Linked DNA regions of Homo sapiens: regions 2 and 3 are each linked to region 1. The links are chromatin contacts, found by Hi-C or POLR2A ChIA-PET in ENCODE. All regions are on one chromosome and are shown on one strand. Each heading gives the region's core, a stretch centred on a gene start or an enhancer-like site at or near the end of the contact. The rest is flanking DNA. Distances are from core to core; before and after follow the strand shown. Region 1 overlaps LOC105372932 (a long non-coding RNA gene). Region 2 overlaps LOC101929750 (a long non-coding RNA gene). Region 3 holds the start of LINC01655 (long intergenic non-protein coding RNA 1655).

Region 1 (4,097 bases), core at 1,241-3,740:
CGTCTCTACTAAAAATACAAAAATTAGCTGGGCATGGTGGCGGACGCCTGTAGTCCCAGCTACTCGGGAGGCTGAGGCAGGAGGATGGCGTGAACCCGGGAGGTGGAGCTTGCAGTGAGCCAAGATCGCGCCACTGCACTCCAGCCTGGGCGACAGAGCAAGACTCTGTCTCAAAAAAAAAAAAAAAAAAAAAAGAAAAAAGAAAAGAAAAAACAAAAAACACAAAATTTGGGAACAAACTGAGCTTTAGTAAGCATTGTCTATAAATATTTGAGGGAACAGAAATGAGAAGCCAACATTGGTGAGAGCACCACCCAATAAAGAGCTTGATAGATATAGTCACCGGAGAAACTTATTTTAATGTTTCAAAGGTATCAAAACAATAAATGAAACCAAATAAAACTTAAAAATAACAACCAAAAGGAAAGTCTTCAGTCTCCACGCAGTGCTTTGATGTAATATATTTATGTTTTCTTCCTCCTCAGGCCTCACTAAAATAGTTGCATAGGATGGTACAGTTCTTTCTCTTAAAGTACTTCTGTACTAGGTAATTTTTTTAAGTCTCTTCTATATATAATTTATTTAAAGATATAAAGGGCCTCTAGGGCTCTCAGGGACCTCCATGTTTTGGCAAGGAAGAGAATGAAAACAGAAGGTTCCTAAAATTATGGAAACTATTTTTTGGGTAACTTAAAGCAAAACAAAACAAATGAACAACAAACAAAAGTAGAGAGATATAAAAGATATCCCTGAAACTGTTTAATCTGGTGACCTTTCTTTACAGACCAAAAGAGCACTTCTTTTCTAAGATTGACATAAATGCATAAATTGTGCATCCTAAACCTTACTGGAGTTATCTAATTCTACTATAATGTCACTTCCAATTATGGGACAAAAAAAGTCAAATCTTATTCTTGCACTTCCTGGTAGAGATATTTTTCACCTGTATCAGGGCCTAGAATTGAAACTGGAAAATAAGCTACAATAGAAACTGAACTATGAAATTGAACTACAGAGTACAGAAGCCAGCTCAGAATACAATTCGTCTGTTTTTACCAAAAACCATGTTCCTGGGAACATACACCTGTTTGCATGCTAAGAATCTTGAAATTTAAAAAAAAAGCATGATAAAATTTAGGAAGAGGACAATTTTTTTTTCACCATTCCCCAAATCTATTGGCCATTTACTCCCCCAATTAGTTTTTCCAAACAACTTTAGAAGATCAACACAAGGTTCAATTGATTATCCTACTTAGATAAGGAATTGTAAATTATTAAGTTTGGCTTTGAGACTTCACTTTACATTTGCACATTTATACTTACATATATACCCATATCTAAAAAATTGCTTTCATTTTTAAAATAATCCCACAGTCAAGTAGTACACCATCATCCAAGCAAGACTGCTTGTGTGAAGATAGACACCTGGTGGTCAATATGTAGAACTGCAGCTCAGGAAAGACCTAGATTTCTTTGAGGTTGTCTCTTGTTTTTTCCCCATTTCCCACTGCTTTCTGGGTACAGATTGCTGTTGATGGTGGACATACTGCAGCTGTGTGTGAGTGAGTCTCAAGTTCAAGTCAAGAGATTTCCAGAACAGTTACATCAACTCCATGAAAGCTTCAGGTCACAAGTTTTCTGAATTATTTGGAGAGCCAACCAATGTAGCATGCTAAGAATTTTTAAAAGTTACTAAAATCTCTTAAGCAAGAAGTTGAACAGGAGCCTCAGTGTTTGGGAGTAAGGGTTAATCTCCACCTACAAATTTCTGCATTTCCTCTGTCAGGATAATAAGCTTCTGTTTCCTTTGGGGAAGAAAAAAGAAGTGTCGATTCCTTTGTCACCACAAAAGCAAGCATTTTGAGCTTTTAAATATGGCCCTGCCCCTGAACCGACCCTGCCTCGTGTCTAAGTGCTTTTCTCCAAATTGAACCTCACAAGACAAAAATACATAACTTAAAGAAATGGCAAGCTAAAATCTCTCTATTTTTTTGTTACTCCTGGCTATTAATTTTATTCTCTTCAATTTTTAAGTCTTGAGATAAGCTTCTGGAAGCAGATACAGAATAGTTTCTAACTTTCTCAGAGTACACTTGGTTTTAGACAGGGAGTGGAATCATAGCATGGGTTCTCACTCTACTTGCATCGGTAAAGGAGGAGGAAAGACATGCATCAGAAGGACAAATGTGTGAGTTGGCTCTATGTCTGATGAAGTGACACACTACAGTGCCGGAGATGCCCTGATTTCCCATTAAGCTACTACAGAGAAAGGCATAGCTTAGTCGCATGGGCTGAATTCCTTATGGTACAATTATAGGCACAGTCACACCTGAAATGACCAGACATCGTGGTCAGAATGCCCTTTGCTTAACTTCTATTGGGCCTTTGCTCTGTGCCAGCCACTGTGCACAGGCTGCCCCAAATCATGCCACAAGCCCTGTCTTTCTTCTTGTTTCCAGTTGGCCCAGATGGACACACAGCATCCCAGTCCTGGCAAGCAGAGGGCTGGGGTGTCCTTGCTTGGGTCTAACCCTGGCCTCCCATCCTGTTTCTAACCGATGTGTGTACTCATATACATACATCATCATGTGAAAGTCAAGGCCTTCTCCAATATTTAGAGGCTGACTGGTCAGTAGTTTTATCACCAGAAAGAAGAATGGGAAAAGATATCAAGAAACCTCCTTTGTCATGAGAGAAACATATTAATTTGGATTGAATAATGTAGTAAATATAGTGACCCCTCTTTCCATCCTCAGTCAAATTAATGTGAACTTCTGGCCAGGTTTGGGGACACTGGAAGAAGACTTCCTCGTTGCGACTATGAGAACTATCATATCACAAGAACCATTTAAATGTCAGATGCACAATCCTCTTTCTGAAACCCTTGTGAACAAATCCACTATTCAGAATTCAGAATTTTCAGACGGTAGATATGTAACACAGTCTATACATTGAATATTGTGGAATACTCTGATCAGGGACTGGAGTAGGACCCCTAATTCAACACATGAAGAGTTCTATTACTGAATGTGTGGTGGTCACATCAGTAGGGATAAAATAAACAAAAGTAGTCTCGCATTGGTTCAGATCAGGCATTATCATCATATGATTCTAGCACACATGAAAAAACACTTGCTTATCAGACTATTTTTGAATATTTGATGGTGGATAGCAGACTGCGGTTCTGCCTGTGTGTGATGCAAGAGACATTCCCAGGCATGCAGCCCTGTCCAGAAGGCTCCTACAACTCTCCAAAATCAATAGGGCAAACTACACCACCAAGAAGGAAATCTATTATCAAGTAGCCCATTTTCTTTGTTCATCAAAAGGCAATGTATTCATCATAAAACTGTAAAACTTTTAGAAGAAAACATAGAAAAATATCTTCATTATCTGGGATTAGGAAAGGAATTTTAAATGATGCAAAAGCATGATACAAAAAAGAAAAAATGAAATTTTATCAAAATCAAAAACTTTTGCTCTGCTAAATCACTTCCAAGAGAATAAAAAGACAAGCCACAGACTAAAAGAAAATATTTTCAAATCTCCTATCTAACAGAGAACTTTATATCCAGATTACATAACAAACTCTCAAAACTCAACAATAAGAAATCAAATAACCCAATTAAAAATGAACAAAGAGATTGAACAGATGCTTCACCAAAGAAGACACAGGAGACTCCCCCACCATCGCCTCCTTAACCACAGGGGATACATTTCAAGACCCCCAGTGGATGCTTGAAACTGTGGATCGTACTGAACCCTAAATAACTACTCATAATAAAACAATTATAATAATTTACTATAATAAAAGTTATGTGAATGTGGTCTCTCCCTCATCTCATACTGCACTCACTCTTCTTCTTGTGATGATGTGAGATGATAAAATGACTATGCGATGGATGTGGTGACAGTAATCTGATAAGTGAGATGCCTACTCAGTGACTAACAGGCAAGTAGCCTATACAGCATGAATACACTGGACAGAGGGGATTCATGTCCCACGGAGCAGGGCTGCGCAAGATTTCATCACACTGCTCAGAACAGTGTGCAGTTTAAAACTTACGAATTGTTTGTTTCTGGAATTTTCTATTTAA
Region 2 (4,462 bases), core at 1,576-4,075, 350 kb before region 1:
TACAACGTACACAACTCGGGTGATGGATACACTAAAAGCCCAGATTGCACCACTATGCGATATATCCTGTAACACAATTGCATTTGTACTCCTATATTTAAAAAAAAAAGTAAAGAGAGACATACTAGTCAGAAGAGATATACTTATGTTTGGTCACTCTAATAAATAAACAACCCCAGGAGCCACTTAGCAGTGGGAAGGCCAAACAGGGAGTCAATTTTAAGAACTATTTGCGAAATATCCTTCCTCTAACAAATAAACGGACTTCAATCTTCAGGATTGGATATAAGGGTTTCCAATTATTTTAAGGTAGGCATTATAACCTCAGGACAAAATGTATCTGCAAATTTCCCAATTTTTCAAATAAATGTAAGCCTCTTGGAAAGTTTTTGTTGTTCTTTATTTTTTTTTCTGGTAAATGTGAAAAAAAGTCAGATAAAATGCACCCGAAATCAGCACACAGGGCAGAGGTTGAGGAATGCTGCTGGAGAAAACCTCTGCAATCAACTGAGAACTGAGGGATGGCAGTGCGATATAGAACGGTGCCTTATTGAAATTTATTCTGTGGGTCACAGTACTTTTCAGCTTTTTCTTTCATTTTAGCTGATTAGACACAAGTTTAGTACACCTGTGGCCCCTATTCTTGTGATACTGGAGTGCTTCAATACCAGCGCCTGTCAGTACTTATCATTTAATTATGCTGATCTTTCAGGGTTGTTAGGATAGGTCAAAACATATGTTAAAGACTGGGCACGGTGGCTCATGCCTGTAATCCTAGTACTTTGGGAGGCTGAGACAGCTGGATCACCAGGAGTCAGGAGTTTGAGACCAGCCTGGCCAACATGGTGAGACTCCCATCTCTACTAAAAATACAAAAAAATTTTAGCTGGGTCATAGTGGTGTGTGCCTGTAGTCCTTGTTACTTGGGAGGCTGAAGTGGGAGAATTGCTTGAACCTAGGAGGTGGAGGTTGCAGTGAGCTGAGACTGGGCAAGAGAGCGAGACTCTAACTCATTAAAAAAAAAAAGTTAAATTCGTAATACAGTGAATGGTACTCAGAAGGTGCTTAATTAATGGTAGCTTTTGTTCTACCATCTTCAAGATTTATCAGAATAAAACATTTAATATAAAACTTCCAGGGAAAGTTGCAATACTTTTCTTAAATAAAATAGTTGTAGTACTACCTTTAGAATTTTTAGAAAGTCACAGTTTTTAAAAAACAACCCATTAGAATGTATGCATCTACTGGGGAGCATGAGCCACATGAACTCAAATTATTAATCCTGCTTGTGAGTCCATTTGACTAGAGCTGAGTCTTCTAATGGAAAAGCAATTCAGTAATCACTCTTTGGGATTCAGTAAATACCTCATAAATACTTATAAAACATGTAACAGACCCTACTGGGCATTGGGATTGGCATTAAGGTTTATTATTTGATTGTGTTTGAAATCAGAAAAAGCTAAGATTGTGCTACTTATTTTTTATTCAGAGAAGAAATTAACTGGTGACTGGAGCTGATTGACTAGAATGGAGCAACCCACTGGATGTTTATATTAGTCACATAGCAAATATTTTTTCTGAGTAATTAACAAGGATTACTTTATAGTTGAAAACAATTACGGAGCAATTTGTAATTTTCCAAGAGCTTTTCCAATCCTGGTCTTATTGATTCTTTATAACGATTCTATAAATTGTAGGTTATACTGTCTTGTGTATAAATTGTAGGTTATTCTGTCTTCTGAAGATAACCTAGGCTTTAGAGTCAGACAGTACTAGGGAAGAACCAGAGCTTCAACCCCTGTTGGTTATGTGACCTGGAACAGATTACTAAACTGTCCTAAGCTTTAGCTATTTCCATACATAAATTAAGATAATAATATTTACCCTGTATAACCATTATAGAAATTAGTTTATGATAAACTTAGCATTATGTTGGACACACTGCACGTGTTTAAATTGTCATCCATAGGGCTTACCTTTGACTTTTTTTTAATAGTGAGGATAGATTATACTAATCATTCAATTCCCTATTATCAAATTCTCTTGTGACACTACAAGATTACTGGCATGCCTGTAGATGTACTCTAGCCATGCAACAGAACATAGAATATTAAACCTCAAACCTTAAAATTTAGTAGACTACTCTGACCAGTTGACATAAAGAATGTGCTTATATTAATGAAATGACACTAATTTCACCACCATACAATCCTAAATGAACTAAAATCATAGGTGTACACTGGTCAATGGTTTATATCCAAGGAATGAAAATGTAAATTTTATTTCAATATTATTTACAAGTATTCAATTAAATGATTGAAATTATGAACTAATTACATTTCTACTGATGCAGTTTCAGCCACAGAGTTATCTGTGTCAATCACAGAAATAAAACCTGTGTATAGAACTAATAAAGCATCCAGAATTTTTTCACTACTCTCTTCAATTTGAACTCCAGTTTATTACCTGAATAAGAAATGAATCAAAGTATCTTAACTTTTTTTGATGATTTAGATAAATTTTTCTATTTTCATATGGTACAGATATCACAAATATATATTACATATATCAAACACATATATGTAACACATATATATCACATATATATCAGACACATATATAGCATATGTATAACACACATATATATGCCATGTATATATACATACACACACACACAACATATATATATATAAAACACATAGCATCAGGGGTGGGCTGGCGCTGCCTCATACGAGCTTGGCAGAGCCAATTCTGCTCATCTCCTTCCTAGTCTGTGTTCAGCGACATTGCACTGGGAGCTTGAAATCAGCCACAGGGGAGTGTATACACCCAGGAGTCACCAAATGTTACAAATCAGGCCTTTTTAAAATCCAGAGTCACCTTACAAGTACAACACAGCATAGCAGACATTTTTAAAATATTTGTTATATGAACAAGTGAATTAATAAATTCAACATATTTGTATTGTCATTAAGCATAGCAAACATTAGAGGAAGATGACCTCACTTACTAAAACTTCCAAGGCATGTGTCTGTAAAGCAAAAATGTGAGTTCTCTGAGGCAAATTTCAGAAATTATCAGAGTCTAATTTCTTCATGTTTTTGTCTAAATAAGTGGATGAAACCACGCTCCCTTCAAACTTAGGTATCCAGGAAAGCAAACCTAAAATGTTTATGGATCCAAACCAACGGCTTACATGATATTCTCTACATATATATCTGTGATTGTATAAAGTTTCTCCCCATAGGGAACAAGAAAAGAACTGCAGATATTTATCACCTTTTCTAGATTCTTAAGAGTCCTAAAATGTTATCTCAGAGAATGCTAGAGTAACATAAACTTTTTTTTTGTGAAAAATAAGTAAATCACTGCCATATGATGATGGTTACTCAATTTCCAGATGATTTAATGGCTAATCCCAGGGCAATATCTTACTAGTTTCGACCCCTGCTGTGTGATGAGGTTTTGACAGTCATAATTGTACAGCAGGCCATAGTTTAATATAAGTAATTATAAACCAGGAATTATTAATCATTATCTAATAATCTGATACTAAACTATTGGATGTTGCTTGTGAAATAACAAGAAAATTCAAAGTGATTATATCAAGTGATTCTATGATACTTCTAGACAGCAAAATAAAAATAAAAGAAGAGGTTCAAGCCTTGTTAAGGTTTTAGCATCACAATCAGACAGCACCTATAAAATAAGTCAACTATGCCATGGTCCCAGTAGCCAGTAAAGTTCGTTGGGACCAACTTCCTTCCTCTTCAGCTCATGCCTCTTGGAACACATGGGGCAGCTGTGTGCACCTCAGATGGAGCAGCCAAAAAGAGCTCAGAGCTTTGGTCCTGACTTTGCAGCCCAAGTGAGATCATGGGTAAGTCACTTAAACTCTTTGGCCTTATTTTAACAACTCAGGATCATTGACCCTCTCCAATTTATGTCAAGGACAATAACAATAATAATCATCGTTCCCACTAATTTAAGGATGTGAAAAAATGCAGGATGATTTTGGTGGAGAGTTTTGCTGGAGAAAAGCACTCAAATGGGGTCGTCAAGGTAGGTAAACCTGACAAGGGAGTTAGTTTGCAGATTGTTGCAGGCGTGAAGTGCTAGGCCAAAAGTTAGGAAGTTCTCGAAGTGTCTAGGTGTGAAACAATGATGGTCTGAATGAAGATGTAGCCATGAAAATCAAAAAAACATTTATTCATTTTAGAGGCATTGATTTCTACAAATTTCATTGAATTGGTAATTCCAACATAGGAGGCAAGGGAGATAAAGTATCAAAGATGACTAGATGCTGAGGCTGGGTAACCAGTGCAATCAAGATGCCATTAACAAAAAACCCTTGTTTTTTTTTTGTTTGTTTGTTTTTTTGTTGTCGTTTTTTGTTTTTTGTTTTTTTTTTTTACAGTCACAGTTCTAGGAATAGTAATCTATATTTGCTGTCATCTCTTTC
Region 3 (4,533 bases), core at 727-3,226, 400 kb after region 1:
CAAGAGAAAGGTATACAAATGTATTAATGTAAGTTTTATGTGGATGGAAGCCTTTGGAAACGAAGACCCAAAGAAAGAGAGAAGCTTGTTTATTTTTATGCTTGGGTTGATGAAGAGTGGATAGTCATGGAGAAATATGATTGGAGGACAAAAAGGTGTGATCTGATGGTAACAACCTTGGGGGAACTTAGCAAGACCTCCTTGTTCAGATTCTTCCTGGCCTCTGTGTCTTTGAGGATAAGGATGTTCCTTTCCTCTAGGTATAGAGATGGCACCTTTTTTTTTTTTTGAGACTGAGTCTCTTTCTGTCACCCAGGCTGGAGTGCAGTGGTGTGATCTCAGCTCACTTCAACCTCTGCCTCCCGGGTTCAAGTGATTCTCCTGCCTCAGCCTCCCAAGTAGCTGGGACTACAGGTGTGTGCCACCACGCCTGGCTAATTTTTTGTGTTTTTAGTAGAGACAGGGGTTTCACCTTGTTAGCCAGGATGGTCTCGATCTCCTGACCTCATGATCTGCCCACCTCGGCCTCCCAAAGCGCTGGGATTACAGGCATGAGCCACTGCACCCGGCCTGAAGGCACCTCTTGAATGAGGATCTTGTGGTCTCTTTCAGGTGGTCAGAAAATTCTGTCTAGGTTTGATAGTCTGCTTTAGGGGAGAAGGGCAAGAGGAGGTCAGAGAGTGTCCTTACTGCTTCTGCTGTTTTCTAAAATGCCAAGGGGCCATATTTTGGAGCAGCCTGTCCTGAACTCCAACAGCAAAGGTAGAACAGGGCAGAGTGATAGCCTGGTCAGGAAGTGAATGAATGGGACTCACAGCCACACTGATTGTCTCTAGTGACACCAAGAGCTCAGGTGAGGCTAAATCAGCCAGGAACCCCCAGGGGCCCAAAGAGGATGGTCAGGAGTAGGAGGAAGACATCACAAGTCATAGAAAAGAGATAGGAGGGCCGTTTTCTCTGCATATGCCAGTTATAACAGTTGAATTTGCACTCCCCAGTACTCCTAGAGACTCTAACATTGTGAGAAAGCCAATTCTTTCAGAATGTGGAAGACTCGTCAGTTGGACCTGCCAAATCCACCTGTATACTTTGCTATAGTATCAGAAATGATTCTTTTTTATTTTCTCTCTCCCCAAGGACCAAGATGGATTTCCAGCCTGGATGTTTTGGCGGGGATTCTACCCAGCGGTGGGGGGAAGAACCACGTGCCCTTCCAACCTTGCGTCAGCAATCCCATGAGGCCCGCCATGAGTCACTGCCAGTGGCCCAGACTCAGTTGTGTGGAGTCTCACACCCTGGGGCGAAACTAGCTAAGTTCATGGGTCTTTCCTGTCTGTGTTCTCAGTGACTCACCCGAAACAGATAATAACAGTGAGGTTGGGCACACCATGTGACTGGTGCCAGCCAGAACAGGTCATGCTGTTAACCCTTGGATCCCAGGCCACCAACTGCTGACTCCCAGGCCCTGGGACAGGCCCATGACACACTTGAGTGGTATCTCCTTCCTATCTCTCTGGGATACTTGGTCAAGGTTTCAGTTTTGGAAATATGACCTTCCCTTGTAAAGGATCTCAAACTTGGGGTGGTTACTGATAGAGACTGCATCAATAACTATTACCCAGGAGGGGCCCATTGTCCTAAAACACCACCAGAGCACAAGTGAGGAGTTTTCATTCATCAAATTGGGTGTTCTTCAAAGTTTGCCAAGGTGCAGATCCTGACCCCTTTCCTGGTTCTTTCCATCAGTTGGGTGATTCCCAAAGTCTGGGGAAAGAAAGAGAAAGGAGGAATTTAAGAATGGAACAGATGATTTCTCCCACCTCAGACAAGCAGACTGTGAGCTCACCGTGTATCTTAAGTATTTGTGGGCAGGGTCCCAGGCAGGACTGTAACATGTCAGCATATGACTTAAAGGCTTGGTGACAGAACAAGGATCCACCCAGCTCAGCTGCCCTGCCAGGGTGTTCTCATTGCCTCGCCAGCTTCAGATCACTCCCCAGGGATGCTGCATTCATTATGAAAACCTCTGGTCAAGGTTGAAAGCCTGCAGGATATGTACTATGACCTCATAATTCACATGGGATAGTCCAGAGGTCTCTAAGACTCTCCAAAATATTATTATGATGCAACCTTTACCCCATAATATGTGACAGAGCATAACTCAAAATTTAAGTGATCCTTTGCTGACCCTTAATGAGGTTAAAGTGAAAAAACAAAACAAACAAACAAACAAAAGACAAGATGAGCTGAGATGCTGAGGCTGGGCAGTGATCTGAGTGCTGAGGGTTGCTGATTCTTCAAGATACACATTGCTCCAGGTCATGGGGCAGGGTGTATATGTACATATGTGTGTGAGTGTGAGAGAGTGGGGGACTGGGTAGGAGACTGGAGTAGGGAGAGGGATGGGACATGTTGCTATGGAGAGAGAGCAGTGAAACAGGCAGTACGAAAGAATACGATCATGTCAGACAGTCGAGGATCTGGGTCTCAGCCCTGACATTCACTACCCAGGTGGCTTTGACAATTCATGAGTCTTCTCTCTTTCACCTGTAAAGTGGGGTAACAAAGGTAGATTTGTTAAGTGAGGAGATAATATGTGTAATTGCCTAGGAGAGTTCTAGTCACATAGCAGATCATCAGTGGAGGTCCACTCCAATGATGACTGACAACTAGCTGAGAAGTGAATGAGCAAGCCAGGCCAGAAAATTTTATGAACAGTGAAAACTGCAGCCCAAAGTTCTGTGTATTTCTCAACAGGAAAACAGCTGTATCCTATTTTATGGTGTACAAATACTTTCACTTATGTCACCTCATTCTTCCTCTCAGAAACCCTCTAAGGAATTTATTGTAGTGATGAGGAAACTGAGGCCCAAGACCACACAGTCGGCAAGGCTGGAACTGGACCCTAAGTCCTATGCATCTTTATGCTACCCCATGAGGGAGCAGCTGCAAGTCATGAACACACGTCCATCATGCAGCATCATGGGTGTGGCACCCAAAGGATGAGCTGGAAAATGAAACATTATAAAGATTTTGTGTTAACTGCAGAAACTCTAGAAACCAGGCATTGATTCCTCCACTCCAGAAATATTTATTGAGGATCTACAATGTGCTGGGCACTGATCCCAATGCTGAGGATATGTCAATGAACCAACTAAACAAAGCCCGGATTCCTAAGAGACAACAGTAAACAATAAGCATAGTAAGTGAGTAAAGTGTGTCGTATTTTAGAGGGTGTTAAGTGCTTTGGGAAGAGGAAGGAGTAGAGCAGAGTAAGAAGGATCTGGATTGCAGGCCACAGGATGGTTGCAATTTAAAGTAAGTTAATCCAAGTCAACCAGACTAGGGAAAAGATTTAAGTTGGGGGTCAAGGGAGTGAGGAGTGAATACCCAGAAGCAGAGTGTTCCAGGCAGAAAGGAAAGTCAGAGTCAAGTCCTAAGGCAGGCAGATGCCTGGCATATTTGGGGAAACTTCAACACCCAGAGCACAGTGCTGGCACCATGAAGATTGATGGATTGATTATGATGGTGGATCACCAGCCCACAAGCTCAGTTTTATGGTTTCTAGAAAGTCTATTCAAGACTACAAGGCCCTTCCACTGATACACTCACAAATCTGAGCCTCTTGGGCCAGTACATTGAATGAGATAGTATCGTTTTAGTAAGGATTCTTTTCTCTATCAAGGGAATCTTTTCAATAGTGAATTGTGTTCTTGTACTTAAAATATTTCATCTCTAAAGGTTCCATTGATGTCTGACTCTGCAGAAATGACTTGGTGGTATAGACAGGACCCTGATATAGGGATCTCTATTGATGACACTTGACCTGCTGCTGTTTAGTTATATGTTCCATAAAGGCAGCCCGTAGGTCCCATCTCTTTACTCAGGCACTGAAGTGTTCCCTGCATCTGGCGCCTCTTGTCCCTACATCCTTACCTCCTCTGCTGTCTTTTACACATCCCTCACTATAAGTCAAGCTAGAAACCTGTGCTCTCCAAATCCTGCCAGAACTAATTCAGAAGAAAAACATTTTATCGCATAAAAGTTTGTATATAACAATTAAGCATGCATTGAAATCTATATTTGCATTTAATTTTCTGATAGCTTGAAAACTAATGTAAAACATTTTTAAATCTTTTTAGCAAATAAAGTTTGCCCCAGCCCCCTCCAGACAGTGTGCCTTTCCTGGTGTTACCTGTCTCTCCTTTCTTTGCCGTAGATTACCCATACTTGGTATCAGTTACCAGTGTGTCTGCATAAGAAAAAATTTAAATAAAAAGTGTGTGCAAACATTGCAAAACAGTTTTCATAGAAAATAAAATATTTTTAGAGACAAGTTAATGCTTCCCAGGATTAACAGCAGGTAAAATTCTAGGAGACCCCTGTCTCTTTCCCCCAAGCAGAGAAGGTCACTGCTAAATATCACTGGCAGGAAGCTCCTGGGCTACAGCACACTTTGCAAACTGCAAAATCACAACAGCAGAATTCCTGGTGTTTGTACTATAATTCTGGATATATTTACTTGCCATATTT

What was found. Hi-C counts contacts between places; a loop is a spot of excess contacts on that map. ChIA-PET counts read pairs that join two places held with the same protein, here RNA polymerase II (POLR2A). Pooled maps may share reads with other maps.
Region 2: a loop to region 1 is called in a map of PC-3, with 2.9 times the contacts of the local background. The contact joins two enhancer-like sites. A Hi-C loop is called at or near these places in 3 of 168 maps with a recorded cell type or tissue (CD14-positive monocyte, IMR-90 and PC-3), 1 of 37 single-sample maps with no recorded cell type and 4 of 50 pooled maps.
Region 3: a loop to region 1 is called in a pooled map, with 9 times the contacts of the local background. The contact joins the promoter of LINC01655 here to the enhancer-like site in region 1. A Hi-C loop is called at or near these places in 1 of 168 maps with a recorded cell type or tissue (endothelial cell of umbilical vein), 2 of 37 single-sample maps with no recorded cell type and 12 of 50 pooled maps. POLR2A ChIA-PET finds 5 or more read pairs at or near these places in 2 of 52 experiments (activated CD4-positive, alpha-beta memory T cell and activated CD8-positive, alpha-beta memory T cell).

Annotation. Positions count from the first base shown.
Region 1 is chr1:221,434,183-221,438,279 of GRCh38, forward strand. The region is part of intron 3 of LOC105372932 (a long non-coding RNA gene); the gene reads left to right. Among named protein-coding and RNA genes, the nearest start is that of LINC02817, 100 kb to the left of the region's middle. Within about 2 kb of position 2,491, at least 2 of the 41 ENCODE cell types and tissues checked have a DNase peak (open chromatin) inside an H3K27ac peak, as active enhancers do.
Region 2 is chr1:221,086,571-221,091,032 of GRCh38, forward strand. All of the region lies in intron 5 of LOC101929750 (a long non-coding RNA gene), which reads left to right. Among named protein-coding and RNA genes, the nearest start is that of HLX-AS1, 210 kb to the left of the region's middle. Within about 2 kb of position 2,826, at least 3 of the 41 ENCODE cell types and tissues checked have a DNase peak (open chromatin) inside an H3K27ac peak, as active enhancers do.
Region 3 is chr1:221,838,690-221,843,222 of GRCh38, forward strand. LINC01655 (long intergenic non-protein coding RNA 1655) reads right to left here and starts at 1,977. Exons shown (of 4, transcript NR_125989.1): 1 at 1,847-1,977; 2 at 1,619-1,764. RefSeq lists enhancers at 662-1,861, 678-757, 1,128-1,177.